Regions from separate parts of the Homo sapiens genome. Here region 2 is linked to region 1. Evidence: chromatin contacts called from ENCODE Hi-C data. All regions are on one chromosome and are shown on one strand. Each heading gives the region's core, a stretch centred on a gene start or an enhancer-like site at or near the end of the contact. The rest is flanking DNA. Distances are from core to core; before and after follow the strand shown. Region 1 overlaps DDHD1 (DDHD domain containing 1). Region 2 overlaps LOC105370504 (a long non-coding RNA gene).

What was found. A loop is a pair of places that touch in the nucleus more often than their neighbours do. Pooled maps may share reads with other maps.
Region 2: a pooled map shows a loop between it and region 1 (2.8-fold over the local background). The contact joins two enhancer-like sites. A Hi-C loop is called at or near these places in 2 of 37 single-sample maps with no recorded cell type and 5 of 50 pooled maps.

Annotation. Positions count from the first base shown.
Region 1 is chr14:53,107,677-53,110,376 of GRCh38, forward strand. All of the region lies in intron 1 of DDHD1 (DDHD domain containing 1), which reads right to left. Among named protein-coding and RNA genes, the nearest start is that of DDHD1, 44 kb to the right of the region's middle. RefSeq lists an enhancer at 1,340-1,639. Within about 2 kb of position 1,440, at least 8 of the 41 ENCODE cell types and tissues checked have a DNase peak (open chromatin) inside an H3K27ac peak, as active enhancers do.
Region 2 is chr14:53,618,732-53,621,433 of GRCh38, forward strand. The region is part of intron 2 of LOC105370504 (a long non-coding RNA gene); the gene reads left to right. Among named protein-coding and RNA genes, the nearest start is that of LINC02331, 230 kb to the right of the region's middle. Within about 2 kb of position 1,425, at least 2 of the 41 ENCODE cell types and tissues checked have a DNase peak (open chromatin) inside an H3K27ac peak, as active enhancers do.

The DNA.
Region 1 (2,700 bases), core at 190-2,689:
GCTACTTGGGAGGCTGAGGCAGGAGAATCACTTGAACCCGGGAGGCGGAGGTTGCAGTGAGCTGAGATCGTGCTGAGAGACAGGACTAGCTGGATTTTCTAGGCTGACTAAGAATCCCTGAGCCTAGCTGGGAAGGTGACTGCATCCACCTTTAAACACGGGGCTTGCAACTTAGCTCACACCCGACCAATCAGGTAGTAAAGAGAGCTCACTAAAAAGCTAATTAGGCAAAAACAGGAGGTAAAGAAATAGCCAATCATCTATTGCCTGAGAGCACAGCGGGAGGGACAATGATCAGGATATAAACTCAGGCATTCAAGCCAGCAACAGCTACCCTCTTTGGGTCCCCTCCCTTTGTATGGGAGCTCTGTTTTCACTCTATTAAATCTTGCAACTGCACTCTTTTCTGGTCCGTGTTTGTTACGGCTCGAGCTGAGCTTTCATTCCCCATCCACCACTGCTGTTTGCCACCATCGCAGACCTGCCGCTGACTTCCATCCCTCCGGATCCGGCAGGGTGTCTGCTGTGCTCCTGATCCAGCGAGGCGCCCACTGCTCTTCCCGACTGGGCTAAAGGCTTGCCATTGTTCCTGCACAGCTAAGTGCCCGGGTTCATCCTAATTGAGCTGAACACTAGTCACTGGGTTCCAAGGTTCTCTTCCGTGACCCACGGCTTCTAATACAGCTATAACACTCACTGCATGGCCCAAGATTCCACTCCTTGGAATCCGTGAGGCCAAGAACCCCAGGTCAGAGAACGTGAGACTTGCCACAAGCTTGGAAGCAGCCCGCTGCCATCTTGGGAGCTCTGGGAGCAAGGACCCCTGGTAACAGTGCCATTGCACTCCAGCCTGGGTGACAGAGCAAGACTCTGTCTCAAAAAAACCAAAACCAAAAAACAAAAACAATTTAAAATTGCTTATTTCTGGAATTTTCCATTTAATATTTTTGGACTCTAGTTGACTGTGGCTAACTGAAACTGCAGAAAGCGAAACCACAGCTATAAAGCTGGATTACTGTAGTCTCCCGAGATGGCTTTGCCTTTCTCTTCAATTTCTTTCCTGTGTTCAATCAAATTTTGTTGCACTTCTTCCTTTTTCACTTCTTTTCATGTCAGAGTTTAGATTTCTGCTTCTAAGTTTGTGGTTTTTGTAGTATGTTCACAGATTTGTTTGAGAATATTTTATTTGGTTGGAGCACTGAGATGCCCTTTCCCTTTGCATTTGCTTTTTTGGGGAGAAGTTTTATCAACTGAAACACTTTCTTTCAAATTTTTATATTCCTCTTAAAGTAGCTTTGTGTAGCATTTGATTCATTTCTATTCTTGAGCATAGGGTTCTTGGGTTCTTAGTTTAAGAGCATTCACTTCTGCAGATTAGTAAAGAGGAGCGCCTATAATGGACGGTGTTACGGTGGAGTTGTTGGGTGGGGGTTGGGTTGCCGTGCCTTGTTTCTCTTTCATTTCTCTAGAAGCCTCAATTTTATCCCCACTTCCTTCCTTTCCTCTTGCTGCCATGCCTCCAAGAGGTGTCGTTCTTTTCTCTGTCTCTTCTAGGAGCAATGCTACTCTGAAGCTGCTGCTTGTGGCCCCTCTCACTTTCATACAGCTTCCTGTAGCTAGTTCTATAAATTACCAAGTCCTAGGCCTGTCTTTGTACCTGGCAACGCTGAGGACTTTTTCTGAGGGTGATGTTGCCTGTGGTTTATTTTAACCTCTGTTCCCTTCTCCTATTTTCTCAGTCTCTTAAGCCTTTCCTTACCCAGCTCTTCCCACTCACAGGTTTGTAGCAGCAACAGGAACCATTGTAATGTGCTATTTCCTTGTATAAAGGTAATTAAAAATTCATGGTATCATCTGTCTTGCGGTAGTGCTGAAAGTGTCAGTTATGTATGGTTTCTGTGTATATATATGTGTGTGTGCATGTGTGTGTGGAGTCCTTTTGTTCTTACAGCTTTTGGGGAGGACATGCGGAGAGATTTAGATTTGGACAGTTGCCATTATCTTCCAGACCCAGAAGCTCATCTCATTTAACAATAATCTTAAAAGGCTATCATTCTCCCAACTTTACAAATGAATAAGCTAAGTCTTAGTGAAACTAAATAATTTGCTTAAAGGCACATAGCTACTAGTAATGTGAGAACCAAGATTCCAACCAAAGTTTGAGTTCAAAGTTCATTCAAGCTCTTTCTACTACATAATACAACCTATACTCTCAAATACAAAATGCATTTTCAGCTCTCATTTAGTTCTCACCTCCCAAGCAGTAGAGGTTCTTTACTGGTGTTCAACCACAAATAGTCATGAAACCCTTAGCTTCCTGGAAAAAAATTGAACAAAACAAAACACACACCCATTTTTCCACCTGCATTCCCTATCACAGTGAATGGAAAGCTGACAGTATTTAGGTGGCTACCCAAGGCAGAAACCTGGGAGTCATCCAAGATGCTGCCTCCTCAAGTACTTCTTACAACTGGACACTAAATGCTGTTTATTCCATCTCCTAAATCACTCTCAAATTCATCCCTTGTTTATCAGGCCTACAGTCATTATTTGAGTTCACACTAATCATTTCTTGTTTTATTTCAGAAGCCTCCTACGTAAACTCAGTATCCCTAGTTTCAACTCTACAACACTCTCACCACCATTACCCAATGCCTACTCACAAGCAAGTGTATATGTAAGTACATGCACATACATTCA
Region 2 (2,702 bases), core at 175-2,674, 510 kb after region 1:
CAAGGAAAGGGGAATGTCAGTCCTAAAAGCAGGAGGAAGTAAATTCTTCCAACCACATGAATGAACTTGGATGTAGATTCTTTCCAGCGCCTCCAGATAAGAGCTCAATCTGACTGACCCCTTGATTTCAGCCCTGTGAGAACCCAGAGTAGAGAACCAAGTTGAGCTCACCTGCTCTACGGAAGTGTGTGATAAGTGTTGTTTTAAGGTGCTAAGTTTGTGATAATTTGCTATATAAATTTTTTTAGTAAAATGAAATTGCTGCAACTTCCATTGCCTTCCATTGCCTGAAACAAATAGGAATAGAAAGCAAATATGAGTGCTTACTACATTGCAGAAAAGACTAGAACCAAGAAAGTACTATGCTGTGGAAAAGACTAGAACCAAGAAAGTAAGGTGGATTACTCTTAGCTTTCAGGTTATGTCACACAGGTTGCCACCTGAGGTCAGGAAATAATAACTGGCCCACAGCCTTGAAGCTGGTGCCTAGAGGTGACCAGCCAGCTACTATGTTGGTCACATCTGTGGGAGCTCATACTCAAGTCACCACCACCACCATTGACAGAGGAAGAGGCATCTCTTGCTCTCTTTCCCCTTACAGATATCTCACAAATGAATTTCATTGTCAAATGTAAGTCAAATTCAGAACCTTGGTGGAAAGCAAATCTGGGATATGTAGTTCCCAGGCTTCTGGTGCCTGAGATAAAGGGGAACATATATAAAGGTGGGGGGGGATAATGCTGATTGACCATGAATTTTACCCAATATGGCTCTTCAGACTTTCAAGATCCCTTTAAGTCAGCATTCTCATAGGAGTTATTATTTTCATTTTACAGACCAGAAGACTGAGCTTCAATTGGGTTAAGTATCTTGCCAAAGTTTCATAAATGGTATGTAGCAAAACCGAGAGTAGAACTAAATCTCTTTCTCCCCAAGCCTACATTTTTCAGGCTCTGCAGCTGGCGATGGCCTGCAGATGGAATTTATATTATTGGCTGACAATTGGGCCATGTAGACTCAACTGAGAAGGCAATGGAAGTTGCAGCAATTTCATTTTATTAAAAAAAAAGTTCTCCTGGTAAAGGGCTGCTATTAGACTCTTGGAATCCTGTCCAGCTTCATCTTCTCCTCCCTTCTGTCATCCAAGCTTCCTCCTTGGCCCACATTCCCTAACTTTGCACACAAACCTTGCAATGTATGCTCTGATTTCTGGGTTAAATTTGGTGAAGGGCATCCCCTGCTGTCCTTTTACCTGGTGAATACATGGAATTGGCCCTTCTCCTCTGCGTTTAGGGTCTCACTGCCCTCCCTCATTAGTTGGGATCTGGCGCTGGGCTATGAGCAGCATCAGTAGTATCCTCTACTAAAGGGAATCATGTAGCATTTCCCCCAGACAGCTCTATCTTCCCTGCATACCAATCCAATTACAAACAAATTGGGCCACAGGCTCAAGCATGAGAGCAATTTGGCCTTCTCTCCTCTACTGCTGACAGCTTTAAATCTGCTCCCTTTAAAAACTCAACTCCAGGAGGGGATTTTAGCACCCAAGCTTAAGAGCAGTGGGTGCAATTATCCCAAATATCAGGGTGCCGAGAGACTTAGAGGAAGAGCTCCAGATAATATTTTTCAGGGAAAAAAAAATTAAAGAGACAGGTTCTTTGGGATTTCCCCATGGCTGCAGGTTAGAGTCTTGGAGGCTGGTCTTTGCAGGTCTGTTATTAACTTGGCCTGACTTGATCGGCTCTCTCTGGATTCCCTTTTCCTCTCTGGCTGGTTGCCTTTTCTCTCCTGGACTCTGCCTTAGTGGTGAGGAATTCATTCCTAGGTTTCTGGAGGGAGAGAAAGAATGTTTCAGCTGTCTTTACTATGCCTTAAAAGACATAGTTTTTTTTTTTTGAAACATATGCTCATAGTTTGATAGAGCTGAACTCACATAAAAGCAGAGCATCTTCATATGGGGTGACAAGTGGACAGCCCACCTCTTCAGAAAGCCCAGGATCAGCCAGGCTTTCTCCCCATGATGAATCCCATGGGCAAGCTGCTGGGGGAGTTGTGTGAATTTGCTCCTTCTGCCTTTTAAAATGTCCATTTAAATGTACTTTAAATTGAAAATCCAACGTAACTAGAAAGAAAAACAGATATGAAGTAAGATTGTACATGTAGGGTTTTTTTTAATCAAAATTTTCCAAGTTCAGGTTTTCTTGAACTGTAATTATTGTGGGTTACATCTTGGCATTGATGCTTAACGTGCTACCTCCCTTTCCTTTGCCTTTTTGAGGGAAAGATCATTTGCCATTTTCTATCATCACACCAGCCACACTTTCCACATGAGGACCCACTGGGGTTTCTAGGGAAATTCACTTGAGTGAGGTGCCCAGCTGGCTGTGAGGCTGGGGCATTTCCCTTTTCATCCCCCATCAGGGGGGCCTCTCCTACACAAAGTTTGCCTCTCCCACACCACTCTTCTTTTCCCAGAGGTGTCTCCAGTGATTTCTAGGATGATCTAGAAGAACTTACTGAGATCTTTAAATAGTGAAGTGAAGTGGGTAGGTGCATTCTCTGCTCTCATGGAGTCTAGGGCCCCAGAGGGAAGCAGATAGGTATGGCTATTGCAGGAAGTAAAAGCAGTGCTGGGATGGGAAGAAAGGTGCCAGGAGAGCATGACAACAGGGTACGTAACCCCAGCTTAGCAGGAAGACTTC